Regions from separate parts of the Mus musculus genome. Here region 2 is linked to region 1. The links are chromatin contacts, found by Hi-C or POLR2A ChIA-PET in ENCODE. All regions are on one chromosome and are shown on one strand. The core of a region is the stretch at or near the end of the contact, and the rest is flanking DNA. Distances in the headings are between cores, read along the strand shown. Region 1 overlaps Map3k20 (mitogen-activated protein kinase kinase kinase 20). Region 2 overlaps Map3k20 (mitogen-activated protein kinase kinase kinase 20).

Region 1 (7,314 bases), core at 690-3,189:
CCATCCTCTGTAACTAGATGTCTGGGCACAAAATACAGCATCTGGATCTACAGTACCCAAGACCAACCCCCAGTAGACTGGAGATTATGGGACTAGCAAAAAGAGAGGGCAGTTCAGAGAAGGAAGAGGAGGAGGAGGAGGAGGAGAAGGAGGAGGAGGAAGAGGAGGAAGAGGAGGAGGAGGAGGAGGAAGAGGAGGAGGAGGAGGAAGAAGAGGAGGAAGAGGAGGTATGTGTCATATCATGTTCCCTCTTCTGCCCCTGAAATCTGGGTTTTATCTGGTGGGATGAGGTACAGCTCACTGGGTGGCAGGAGGCTTTGCTGTGTATCACACTGAAGTTTTCAGCTGCCTGGCACATGGGGTGTTTCCTTCTACATCTGTTGTTGGCTACTGGAGGGAAAACTACCACACAAGAAGTATTTCATCCTTTGCTTGTGCCTTGCGGTGTCTTCAGCACCATTTATTGACATAGGCTAACATGGTGCCATTTGCCAGAAAGAAAATTACCCATAAAGCTATTATAAAACAGGGCAAGAGATGTTGAATGCAATGTGGTGTCTTCCTCTACTCAGCCTCTGCACACACCCAGCACATACATTGGAACTTCCACATAACTAGGAGACAAGTCTGTGCTCTCACCTATGGAGACTAGCTGTCCTTTGCACAAGGGAAGTTCCCATCAGTCCCCAAAATGAGATGCACAGTCCTAAGAGTGACTTCATCCACCGCAGGCTTCATTAACTTCTGCTCAGATTCCACTACAGTGCACTGACTATTATTACCTAAAGCCTGAGTTATAAACCCAACAGCTTAAGTGTGGCATCATAAGGGGAAGAAAGGTTGAGAAGGCCTTACCATACACATCCAAAGAACAACAAAGTGAAATGCTGGAAGCTACTACCGTCCTCTTTCAATAGTCATTTCGTATTTCTGTTTTCCCTCAGCCTAAACCTCAGCAGGCTTGGAGGACTTCACCCAGTGAGGGGACTTGAACTGTTATTCTTGAAGGTTCTCAGTCCCTATGACTCCTGTTTTACTTGGACCCTTGTATGTTTTACTAACATTTATTATTGGGTATGGATCTCCTACAACACTCCTGCAAAATTTCCTGTATTTCAGACATAGGATTCTTTTCTGGTTTGTGTCTTGCTTGTCCTCCAAAGGCTACAAGCTAAGGCTTGGCCACTACCTCGTGCTGCTGCCTGGAGCAGGTGAGAACTTTCAGAGTAGACCTAGCAGGCGGAAGTTAGGTCTCAGGTGGTATGTCTCTGAGGGGGATCTTGGAACCCTACCCCTTCCTTTCTTTCCCTTCTTGTTTCCTGGCACCCATGAGGTGAATGGTTTTGTGGCATCACGTGCTCTTGCTATGATGTTACCAAAACACCAGAGCCAACCACCCATGCATCAAAGTTATAAAACCAAGGGCCAAAGCAAACCCTTCTTTTTGGGGAATTCTCTCAGGAATTCTGTCCCAGAGACAAAAGCTGATCACGTAACTTCCTTGCAGTAGCCCAGTTCTCCCTCAGTAATTCAGTCTCCAGTCAGGAGAGAAACTTTTTTTTTTAACTGTTTGTAAGTTTAGTAGTAGACAAGAACTTTAAAATAGCCAAGTGGCATTCTCATATTTTAATTCAGTAGGATCATTATGTCCCCTAGCAGGATCATTTTTACATTCTATACTTGGAACCGAAAGTCTCTGAATGTCATTGTCCCCATGTAAAGTCCCCGAATGTCAGAGGCCATTGTTACTGAGATAATTATTAGACGTGGAAGTGATAGGGACCACCCTCACCTTCAGTCCAGATCCATGTGCGTAGAGGAGACAGTGGTTGGGGCTGAGGGTATATAATTCATCCCGTAAATGTTGCAGCTGTTGTCCCTCAGCTGCTCCTGTAACTGAGTCTCCAGTGGGCTGCTCTGCTTTTCTGCTAGTCAGTTGCTGCTTAAGGGGAGGGCTGTGTGGTGAGTTTGGCTTAGTTAATCCCACCACTGCTATGAGACGATTGCTTCACTTCCTGGACTGTGAGTGGTTTCCTTCAGCAGCAGCTGACAGTGGAATACTAACATGGTGAAAAAGGCCTTCTGTGAGGCAGTGGATGAAGAAGCTGTCAGCAGCATTGCAGCTGGGGATGGCAAATTCTTATCCAGGAGATGTGTTTATGGAGGAAGATGAATTCCTCCCCGAACTCCAGTGCCCTCAATCTGTCCTCTTTGGAATGGTGACAGTTGGGCTCAGAGTCTCTTATTAGCAGATCTGATATATACTTACCAGAACCAGCAGACAGTTCAGCCTTGTTAAGGGGAAGTTGTGTTTATTAGCCCTACATATGGTCCCCAGCCTTACAATCATAGCCACCTTGTTCTCAGGCTCAATGAGCATGCCCTGGGATAGCTAGAAAAGAGTTCAAGTGGCTTCCACAGAGGAAACAGTATTGTATGCCTAAACACTCCTCTGCAGTGGACGCCCGTTACAGAGTTTCCTGTGGGGCACGGTCTGCCCAGGTTGAAAGGTCTGTCTACACACATCTTTGTCCCTGGTCTCCAGTGTTTACATATCAGAATTCCTAATCATCCAGCCAAAGGGTATCTAGTCAGCTATTAGGATAGATTCATAGTTTGGGTCATTGCACATTCCAAACCAAGTGAGTCACCAAATAAATTGTCGAAAGTTTTGCCCTCTGGGAGCATTTTCCTGAAATGCTATTCTTTGGGTTTGGGGTCATTCCTAGTGGGGATAGAACACTTAAGCGCTCTCATCCATTTGCTACTAACGTATCACACAGAACCACTTATAATTTGAGCTCATGTTTTATTTTACCTCAATCTGTTGTAGGGATGTAGGGAATGTGGAGGCAATTCAAGGCTAGTGGTTAGTAATCCTTGAAATTCTGAGTAGTTCCCCATCTTGTACTTTCTGTCTAATAAATGGCAGCATTTGGTGACACGTGGAGGATTTGTGGCATACCCCTGGGTGATGTCATGGACTTCTCCTCAAAGAAGTCTGGCATTCCTTTCCATCAAAGGGTTTGTGGTCTTACAGTTGGTCTATGCCTAGAAAATGAATATTACACTGATTCCCCACAGAGGTGACTTAATGACCATCAGACATTTCAGGGGTCTTTTTCTTTCTATTATGAAGCTAATACCACCTTCTAAAGGTTCCACACTGACTATTCCTGGGGAATTGGGATAAATTAACTCCCAGTGGAGATTGCTATGGGCTATAAAGCATTTGGTTAGTATAACCTTGCCGTCTTTGATGGTAAACATACCAACCATGTCTTTGGTAACCTGCACTGTTCCTGATATAATCAGTCATGACTAAGGAAATAATGAAGCCGCTAGAGTGTTTGTTGGCATATCCTCTGGTCATATCTGGTCTATAAAAGAGAATAACAAGAAAATTTGAGAGATGCAGTGCCCTGTGACAAATGTGCTCTTCAGGGTCTTCATGTAGGAGGTGCCTTTGATCCTTCTCAGGAGTATAATTTTGAGATAGCAGTTGAGGTGGTAACATAGGCTGGTTTCCTGTTGCTGTCATGACATACCCTGACACAATCAGCCTGGGGAAACCTTCTAGCTCACAAGTCCAGGTTATGGTCCATCATAACTGAAAAAGTCACAGTGTCAGGAATTTGATGGAGTTGGTCATATCATGACCATAATCGGGTACAGAGCAATGAATGCATGCATGCTTGCGCTCTGCTCCCTTTTTCACTCTTCCACAGTTCACGGTCTTGCTTAGGGAATGGTGACACCCACAGTGGGTAGATATTCCCACCTTGATTAATGTAATCAACACAATCATTTACAGACATGCCCATAGGCCAATCTGATGTGGACAATCCCTCATGGAGACTCTCTTCCCTTGGATTCTAGATTATGTCAAGTTAATAAAACTGACCATAAGAGGTAGATACATATGTAGTTTATACATGATTAACCACTTCAACAGGCATATATCCCTAAGCCTGTGTATTTCCTCCTCAATATTATGCCAGGGGAAGTCTGGCATCTCAATCTCATGATATGTTGGCTACACTGAGCTCAAGTTTCAGTCAACTAGCCATACAAACTGTTTGAGACACTTTAGTTTCTAGAGCAACACATTTTACTTTAACTCTGGAATCTGATATGTGTTCTTAGCCATGAAAGCAGCTTCATCTGCTGTCCATCCCCACCGGTCTCTTTTTAACACCACAGCTGCTTCCTAAGCATACTGCCAGGGTTTGTGGGTTTGGAGGGTTTTGTGGTGGTGGTGTTTGTTTGTTTTGGGGGTTGGGGTTTTTTTGGTGTTTGTTTTGGCGTATGAGTTACTTCCTTCTGGGTGATACTATGTGCCCCCTGGAACATGTTGAATTACAGGCCATAGTGAGCAGCCCAATGTGAGTACTAGAAACCAAATACAAACCCTCTGTAGGAGTGATAAGTGCTCTAACCACTGGGCCCCACCAGTTGTTTTCCTTAGGTAAATGCTTCTTTGCACTCAAAAGGATTCATTCCAACCACGTTTCCTGTCATAATAATCAAGGGCAGAAGCTTTTTTGACTCTGGTACTTGATTGCAGTTCATCACAGCTGATAACTTGATGGATTTAATTCTACTCTGAAGCATTTCATGTCCCATCGGCAGGGAGCTGGTTCTTCATTCTAGCCAAAGCTGATAGCCAAACTAATCCCGAGTTCTTTTTCAGGGTCTCTGGGATCATCTAAATACCAGTCAGCATTGCTCAGGTTGAGTCAGAAATGTTAGTATATAAAGAATTATCAACTAGTAAAGGTAACTAACTACCAAATGGGACAAAAGAGACTGAGAAGTCCAGGGGTAACATATAAAGAGCAGCTGTAAACTCTAGCATCAATGAAGAATATGCAAAGATGAGCAGATGTCAGAGAGGGCCTGAACCCAGGCTGTGACGGAGACTCTTAAAGAGACTGTAGCAGTGAATGGGTGGTAAAGGAGTTTGTTAGGGTTGCATGAGCAGGGATGGCTCACAAGCTACCGGCTAGGGTGCTGCTGACGTTTGCTGTAAGGCCCCAGTTGGAGTTAAACACAAAGCCACCTAACTGGAGTACAGTGGTCTCAAGCTATAGACAGAACAGTACCCATCAGGCTGTGACATGTAGCCGGTATCCAAGAATCCAGCAGCTAAGGAGTCAGAAAGATGTGCTAGACTAGCTCCCCTTCACACGGTTGGCAGCAGTGCTAAAAGAGAAGGAAGAGGCAGCAGGGAGCAGAGATTAAATCTCTCTCATGACCTCCCATGCAGTGGTAACAAAGCCTGCGATCACACCAGCAACAGGAACAAATGTTCACAGGGTCCAGCTCAGGTACCACATAGGAGGACAAGGTGGAGATTCGTAACTGAAGGGCAAATAATTCATTACTGGCACATTTTGTAAAGTAGAAGAAATTAATATATTGAAAAATTGCTGTGTAGTCATCTTATATATTCTATGGAAGATAGATGTGTTTAATCCACTCTGAAAAAAATAATATCCCTTGTGGAATGCCACTTCCTCGGCGCAAGACATTCTCGTCTGGTATTTCTGTCTCTATTAGTGTGGCTACAAACCCCTAGACTGAGCTGTCGCGGAGCTCCTACTGTGGCGAGTCCCCCTTGTCACCACAGCAAGGCAAGGAGCTCAGCCCCTCCAGCAGCCTCCCTCGATTGTGTCTTCTGCTTAGCCCTCTTTATCTTGCACTTAAATGTCATGCCGGCTCCTTGCAAATAGAACCTTATGCTATGGAATACACTGTCAAGCACTAAAAACAAAACAAAACAAAACAAAATAAAACAAAAAACGTCAGTATGTCCAGGAATGGAAGGGGAGATGCATTTCATTCCAGAAGGGTTTCTCAGAAAGTCCTGTCTTTGTCTCCTTTTCATTTATTAAATTGAAGGGCGTATACTTCCCAATACTATTTTTTCAGTGCTCTGTCCATTAAAAGAGCAGGAAATTATACCACTAGAATGATCAAGGGTGAATGCGTTGAAGCATTATAATTACATTTCTTTATACTTAACGCAAAGAAAGGGGCATTGTTTCAAAATATATATACTTAAAAAGCACTTAGTGTGATGATTTTGCCAATGGCACTTAGTAGGATTTATATAAATTAGAGTGGGTACAGGAAATTGAGAGTTTCGTGCGAGATAGCTGGGTCAGAGAAAGGAATGTTAAGTATAAGGGGTAACATGCATGGTCATCCGGCTGTGACACAGGGCAGGTGCTGTCTACGCTCACAAAGAGTGGGGCTTTGTGAGAATGCTCAGTCCTGTTTTATGGTCAGTTTCAAGCAAAGAGGCAGAGGAAGTGTTTGGGTTGCAGAATGATCTTACAGGCTGTCTGGGCAGGCTTTGAAGAGCAGGAGAGCTGTTTAGATGGGCAGCGCCCAACCAGCTCAGGCCAATGATGACCTGCAGCCACACCCCAGGTCATTTGGGTTCTCTAGATCTCAGATGGTGGCGCAGAGCTCAAGGGCCATTCTCACTGTGACCGTCACGTGGCTGTAGAATGGACACTTATTTCCTTACCAAACCACAATCCTGTTTGGTTCGGTTTTGTGGTTTTCTTCCAACACACAACAGGAAGTAGGGAACTAGCATTCTGGCCACGCTGTAAATATAAGGATGATGGTTACAAAAAGAATAAAGCAGTCATCAGAAAGCAACTTTCTACTGGAGAGGACCACCCAGCGGCCATCTGCCTCTCTGGTTACCACAGGAAGTCTAGGAAGGCGGAGCCAGATGAAGGGTACCGGCCGAGAACCCTCCAGAGGCTGGAGCACCGCTCACCCCCTCTGTGTCCTACTTCACTTAAGAAATCTATTTAATTAGTAATTTAAACATTTAATTAACAATTTATTGCTTCCTTGGGCCTCTTTCTAAGATTTGCCAGGCTGAAGACGGGAGGGAGAGAGATGTCATGTCCCTCTCTGAGGCTCCAGAAGCAACGATTTTGCTTCCCTGAGGATTCTGTTAAAAAGATGATATTTCAAATGTAGGACCTCAGTTAAAACCAAACCTGGTTTCATTTCTGAAGAGCTTTTGGTGAGGAAGGAAGATGATGAGAAGCAGCTGGCGTGTGAGGTGAGAAAAAGCTGAAGTGCACCACATTCCCAGTGAACCAGACCAGGTTGGCGGGGATTTTCCTTCTTAATATTCAGATCACCAAATTCCAAAATGACATGGGAGTGGAGCTGGAAAGGGAAATGCTAATTCGAGAATTTGTGTGTTGGTTGCAAACTCATTGGTAAGATTTACTCTAAATGAGAGCGGAAAGAGTAACAGATAAAATCAGTACCCTGGAG
Region 2 (7,097 bases), core at 3,173-5,672, 51 kb after region 1:
TTTGTCTTTCTCTGTTTTCTTAATCAACCCCCAAAATCAAGTTTTACAAAGTCAGAAAGTTTCAGGCCAGAGATTTTTTTTTTTTTTTTTTTTTTTTTTTGGTGATACTGTAATTAACAAACTCACTCACCATATTAAATGGAAAACTTGTGGTTCTGTTGTCCTGAAAGTCTCTCCGTAGGTGTCTAAAATGTGACTTATGGTAGGATTGGGCCTGTTTTGAATGCATAATAATGTACTAAAATAGCAACCACAGGCCTGCATGCAAGGTAGCTCAGACTTTATTTTATATGTAGTAGAACTTGAATATCCCCCCTTGAAACTTATTATTCTAAGTATATAAAATCCCAAGCCAGGTTCCTGATTCTTCCTCCTACCCAGAAATTCCTGCAAAGGTGAAGCCATTCAGATCCTATTAATTTTTCTCCTCTTTTGCACTTTCCTACCGGGGAACTTTGAGGTTTTAGTCAGAGCTATTTGAATTGCCTTACAAGCGCCTTTCTCTAAGAACTGGCTGTGGTTGTCACAGTTGTGGTCTGGGATCTTCTGGGCAGAAGTGGTTGGCACTTTAGCTGGGTGGTTAACACCTTTGCATTGGAACACTCTCTTCCTACAAAGGTCTCTTACAAAGCAAATATATAGTCACTTACCATTCAATAAGGGAAGCCGCTTATATTTTGCTTTCATGGCAAAGGTAAAGATTAGCTAGCACCCACCAAATTCCTCAAACAGGAAAAGTAAAAGAAAGCAAACTAAGTTTTAAACCAATGCTGCCAGTCGCTACCTGTAAGATGGTTGGATGGGATAGTTAATTCTTGAGCTGTGATGATGAACTTAGCTATGAATTCATTCATCGGACATCATAAACTTGTCTTAACATTCCATGTTCTTAAGATGCTTTCATGTAATATCACTGTCACGTCTCTGCAGGACCATAGGACACAGGGAGCACCTGTGAGTGCCCATAGCACACAGGGAGCACCTGTGAGTGTCCATAGCCCACATGGAGCACCTGTGAGTAGGCAAAGAGACATGCTGACACTGGCAGTTGCCTGAGCATTGTGGAAACGCACCTACACAGATGGAAACAGCCCTCACAGCTCTTTACTGACGTACGTCTTGGGTGCTCAGCTAATTACACTCCTGTTATTACTTAATGGTACTTAGGGTGGATAGATAGCAAACAAATCAAGTGACAGCTTCCAGCTGTGCTCTCGATTCCTTAGTGTTCCTGTTCTAGCTGCAGCACCCACTCTGTCGACTGTCACATGGTCCTATCTGAGAGCCAAACCTCTTGGCTCCAGAGTAACGCTGTCACTCTCCCAAGAGAGCTGCCTCTCTGCTAAAGAAGAGTGGGGAGGAGAAGGAACAGATTTGAGTAGCAGATTGGAAGCAGAGTTGCCGGAGAAGGAAGGTTGGAAGAGCAAAAGTCCACAAAGCTAATGAGATCCCTCTTGCCTGATTAGAGAACTAATTCCCTACGACAAATTCTTATGTGTTCGCCCTCAGAAAATGGGCCCTTTTGCTCATATTCCTAAGTGATATGTAATATGTGGGAATTATCTCAGATGGTCTGCAAAAGGAAAAAGGAATCAAGACTTTACGACTGATTTCAACCCTTTCCCCTCCAGTGACATATAAACATTAAATAGGAAAACTTGACTCTTGTTTCTCCTTCAAATCCAGCCTGTACGCTTCTGGTTTGACCGTGATTGAAGTCACTGAAGCAATAATATGTTGAGACATTAGAGAATGAATAATTCATTCTGAGATTTGACTCATGCGTTTGGAAATAGGTATTGCTCAACGTCTTTGCTGTTGAGAGCTGCCCTCAAAGCTGCAAGGATCCTCTTCCTGATGAGGAGGGGGAGGAGGGAAGCAAGAACTTCTGCAATTGTATACAGCAGACAATTAAAGCAGGCCAGCTTGAGTCCCACCTCAGTCCAAAGCTCTCCCAAACCTCCACAGTGGGACTGGTCAGATATTAATAATTCACAAATACTTGAAGCAGGAGAGAGCATTTTTCAATTCTTCTCGGTGGTTTGAAATAAAAACAAAGCAGAAGACTCCATAAAAAACAGATTGAATGGAATTTTGTGATTACAGCACGTAGATGCACATCAAGTTTTCAGAGCTGGGTACAACTCACCGCGCACCATTAATTTATAGTACTTTTGCTTCTGATAATTTGACTCAGAGTCAGGCAGTGTCTACATTGTAAGGTTTTATCGTCGAATATTCCCTTTTGAAATCTTTGTCAGCAAGTACAAAAACCATCTAGTCTTGCTTCAAGTCATAGTCAAATAGACCATACCTGAAAATTATTTGGAAATTTGAGTTTAAAGCAAGGAAGACATAACTATGAAATTCAGTCACGTAGACTACTAAGTACCATGTAAGCAGCAGCCATTGAGCTGCACAGCTTGAATATGGAGAACTTGCTATTAAATGAGACCCTTTATCCCAGTTACATCACTTAAGGTCATTTAAGTTGCTACTACTTCTGTTAACTTGACTCTCTTCAGTGATATCATTAAGTAACAAGAGTTAAAACCTTTTTGTTATTTTCTTTGTTCTTTTGATTCCTCAATATATAATAACCAGAGTAGTTGAGGGAGAGTTGCTATTAATAAATTCTCCTCATAAAATTGTAGTGTTCTATGTACTTAAAGAGAAACCAAGGACACTTACTAAATTACTTTGGTGGGCATCTCATAAAAAACAATGGGGATCCTGTTGGCTTTGGTGTGAGGAAGGACTGTTCCCTCCACTGTTTGAGAAAGAGGACATGAGATGAAAGGAAGTACTGCGTAGAAATATGTTTTTCCTATATTCTGTCTTTGCCTGGAACAGAAAAGACTGAACACTTTTAAGGAGTAACCATGAAATATATCTTAAAGTATAGTTTCTCATTCAAATCAATAGAATTATCTACATCTGATGCACCCAGTAGATAGAGTACATTAACTCATATCATACATTTATCAGAGTAAATTTGGCATTTTATTCTTCTGAGAAGAAAAAATGTTTTGTAAGTATTGCACATCTATTAGAGGATCGCAATGCCTTTGCTCATCAGTGGACCAGCTGCACACCACACAGTTCTGTCCTCTCCCAGGCCCGGCGGAAAAGTGACAGTGCTGCAGCTAGCTCAGTGGCCACAGATATCCAAGTTGAGCACCACAGAGCCTAAGCCTGGGCGGACAGCACATGCACTTGGTAGTGGATGCTCAGGGGCCATTATGGTCAATCTGTGCTCTGTGCATGAGTTTGAGAAAATCACGGTGTCCTTGTTAGCTACTGTAAGAAGTGAGGTCCTGTATCAGCTTAGCTAAAGATATTGTTACTAATGTAGACATATGCGATTTTTCTTTTATCACGCATGGAAGAGCAGAACATACAGATTTGTTTTCCTGGTATGGATTTCTGAGTGGTCTTACTGATGCCGTACCACTAACCACTAACGCTCTCTCCCTCCTTACAAAAGGGATGCATTACTTACACATGGAAGCTCCTGTCAAGGTGATCCACAGAGACCTCAAGTCAAGAAACGGTGAGTTAGCACACCTTTCAGTCTCACTGTCTCACCGCAGTCCGCACGGACCTGCGGATAAAGCCAGCACAGCGCTTTCCTCTGTTTGTGTGACTCATCGCTAGGTTCACGCACCACCATGAAAACATTTTCACTGTCTATAAATATCAAAATCTGTCTGTCATTTGAGGGAGCTGCATAGTGTTCTACTGTGTGAGTCTAACCCAGGATGGAGACAACTGGATTGGTTAATTTTTTTTTTTTTTCTAAAATAAGAAATGTTTAGTTAAATGCCTTCTGGCCAAGTCTCTCAACACATCTCTAATTATTTCCTTAGAGATCTTTTCTAAAATTGGCATAGCCAGGTCAAAGTGTATGGTCATGTATTTTTAAGTCTCCTATTTTTAGATGCTGCTTTCTGCCAGCAATTTTGAATTTTATTTCCGAATTACATGGTATACATCTTTTGGTCATGCATACCTATAGTACCTGGAATAGTGCCCAAAAATGACCAGCATGCTTGGGCATTCAGAACATAAGGGCATTCGGCTTTCTTTTTTCCTTTCTCCTCTTTTGTACATTCCTAAACTTTATAAGCCTATATTTATCATTTGGAAAATGAGCGTTTTAAAATAGCATGCCGGGTTCGACACTACCTTCTTCCATTATGTCACGTCAGAGTTGTCAGAAAGGCACTAGGATTAGTTAGCTTTGGTGGACCTAGCTAAGTAAACACCGGAGTTTGCCGCTCAAGGCAGGAAACAGTCCTTGCTATCAGTTATTTCTACATTTTTAGCGGCTCTCGGCAGGGAGAAGGAAAGCGTTTATTTTTAGAACTCTTAAGACCACAGAAGCTAGAACTTGAATTTGCCAACAGTGTGATCCTTGGAATGGGTGGTGACTGCGGGTGGGCAGGAGGAGCCTGGGCAGGCCCCAGGTGCTCTGCTCACACCCAGGACCTGCAGGCCTTGGTCTGACAGGTGGAGAGCAGGAAAGACAGGAAGTTGTAGGCAGCTGCTCTCCTGAGAGTCCACCCTGGCCTCTCCTTAACCCAGTCAGCTGGCTCAGCAAACTGTCCCACCCTCTCCTACTCTTTTTGGCTCTTCTGAGACAGAATCTTGTGATATAGAGCAGGCTAACAGGAAGTCATTAGAAAATAATCTAATCCCCTCCGGGATGAAGTGACAGAGTTATGTGACTACAATTTCAGTTTGTGCTATTAGTTTTGATATAAACAAGTTATCTGATGTTTTAAAACCTATGTAGTTAGCATGAAAATGATATTTAACAATGGAGAATTTCTCATTTTAAAAAAACTACAACTTATGTAGTTAAAAGGAAAGAATATACATTAATATCAAAAGAATACCAGCCTAACTTTGGCAATTTGTTTTTACTGGGAAGTGGAGTGAGATTTTGTCTTCTGTAATATTTTTGAAAACTTTAGTTCTGGGCTGGCAAGATGGCTCAGTGGGTAAAGGCACTTGCCACTAAGCCTGACAACTTGAGCTTAATCCCCAAAAACCACATGACAGAAAGAGAGAACCAACTCCCACAAGTTGTTCATGATCTCCATGTGTATACCATGGCCTGTATGCCTCAACACTGTGTACACACACAAAATGAATAAATAAAATGTAATAACAATAAACCCGTATTGTGTGTGTGTCTGTGTGTGTGTGTGTGTGTGTGTGTGTGTGTGTGTGTGGTGTGTTTGTGGGCATACATGTGCTATGATATGCTCTTGGAAGTCAGAGAGCCACACTGTGGGGTTGGTTGTCTCTTCCCACCTTTATATGGGTCTCTGGATCTGTCTCCCGTCACCAGGCTCTCATGACAAGTGCTTCTAAACCCACCGAACCATCTCTCCAGCCCCCATATTAAGTTTTTTATTGTTTTTTTTTTTAATAAGCACTTGCTAATATTATGTCAGGAAAAAGGAACAGGGAGATAATCTAAGACCAACTGAATACAACAGTAGTATTTATTTGCATTTTTGTTTGCCACAAGCATGTAGCTCATTTCTTGCCAGCCCACATTTACTTTGAGACTATTTATATGTATTAGATCACACAGGATATTTTCTCCAGTTACCGAACCCACTAGTAACATCTGCTGTACTGATCATCCACCATGCTCAAGGCACAGAGTGGCTTACTACACAAGTCCCGGACACCCTCCCTAGGCTTCTGTCCTTGGCCTTCCCTCTGACCATCCCACTCCATGTCTCTCTCAGACCACAGCCACCCACATGCACAGCCCGCTCCTTGCCTCTTGTTCTGTGCTGTTATGCAGGCCGTCAGCCCCCTGAAGTCTCCCTCCTGCCCATCTTCCATGTCACATTCTTTGTGGCCTTCCATCCCCCACAAGACCTCTTCTTGGATTGGCTTCTGTCTTCTAGAATGCCTGCACCTTTACCCTGCACCTGAATGTTTCGTGGATGAAACTCCTCGCCCTCCCAGGCTCCCCTCTTCCTGTCATCAAGTCTTAGTATAAGCATCCATCCCCGCCAGAGACCTCATCCAACCTCCCCAGGCTTAGGTGGTCCTCTTGGTTGGTTCTTTATTAACTCTTTCTCTCATCATACAACTTACCCCCACTTCATTGTGGATGTTTAATGGTCTCTCTGATGCACTGAAGACTTCGGGAGAGGAGAGGAGAGGAGAAGAGAGGAGAGGAGAGAAGAGGAGAGGAGAGGCCGCAGTGACCTTTGACCCCAGTGGGTACTCAACACTGTTGTCAAGCACATGGATGCATAAGTGTTGTTTTCACCTTTCAGAAAATGAATCTTCAACTGTGAAGAACACACACACATACACACACACTCATACAGAGACAGACAGACAGACAGACAGACTTAGAGAAAGACACACACACACAGAGACAGAGACAAAGACAGGATTTTATATCATAAAACATAAAATGAAGATATCTAGAGAATTGGTGAGTTCCTTCCTATTAGGCAGATAGCATTTTTTTTAAAAGCTTAACTCCATGAGGTACTGTACCTGTTTTATACAAATGCGCGCATTTGGAACAGGGTCTTCTTATGTATCCCTGGCAGGTTTAGTTCCTGCTGTGCAGCCTAGGCTCACCTCAAACTCGTGGTAGTCCTCCTGCCTCAGCCTGGGATTCTGGGTACACACCACCACGCCCAGCTTATATCGTGAAGTTAGAAATGTAGTGGTTTCAACGTTAGAAACATGACGCCATACTTTTCTTTGGTGCTAAGGTGATTCAAACAGAAATGATTATCATACTTTCTCTCCATTTTCTTCCAGTTGTTATCGCTGCTGACGGAGTGCTGAAGGTAGGACTGTTTCTTATCATTTGAAGAGAGTTGTCCATTTCTGATGATGGCTTTGTGACTAACAGTCTCCCGTCAGCACTGGGTAGAAAGTTGACATTGGTTCCTCTGTCCTCAGATCTGTGACTTCGGTGCCTCGCGGTTCCATAACCACACAACACACATGTCCTTGGTTGGAACTTTCCCATGGATGGCTCCAGAAGTTATCCAGAGTCTCCCTGTGTCTGAAACCTGTGACACGTATTCCTATGGTGTGGT

What was found. Hi-C counts contacts between places; a loop is a spot of excess contacts on that map. ChIA-PET counts read pairs that join two places held with the same protein, here RNA polymerase II (POLR2A).
Region 2: POLR2A ChIA-PET joins it to region 1 with 33 read pairs in Patski. The contact joins two enhancer-like sites. A Hi-C loop is called at or near these places in 4 of 37 maps with a recorded cell type or tissue (T-helper 1 cell, T-helper 17 cell and gastrocnemius). POLR2A ChIA-PET finds 5 or more read pairs at or near these places in 1 of 5 experiments (Patski).

Annotation. Positions count from the first base shown.
Region 1 is chr2:72,316,657-72,323,970 of GRCm38, forward strand. The region is part of intron 2 of Map3k20 (mitogen-activated protein kinase kinase kinase 20); the gene reads left to right. Among named protein-coding and RNA genes, the nearest start is that of Gm52556, 31 kb to the right of the region's middle. Within about 2 kb of position 1,940, at least 1 of the 3 ENCODE cell types and tissues checked has a DNase peak (open chromatin) inside an H3K27ac peak, as active enhancers do.
Region 2 is chr2:72,364,914-72,372,010 of GRCm38, forward strand. Map3k20 (mitogen-activated protein kinase kinase kinase 20) reads left to right here. Exons shown (of 20, transcript NM_023057.5): 5 at 3,488-3,553; 6 at 6,814-6,842; 7 at 6,958-7,095. Among named protein-coding and RNA genes, the nearest start is that of Gm52556, 17 kb to the left of the region's middle. Within about 2 kb of position 4,423, at least 1 of the 3 ENCODE cell types and tissues checked has a DNase peak (open chromatin) inside an H3K27ac peak, as active enhancers do.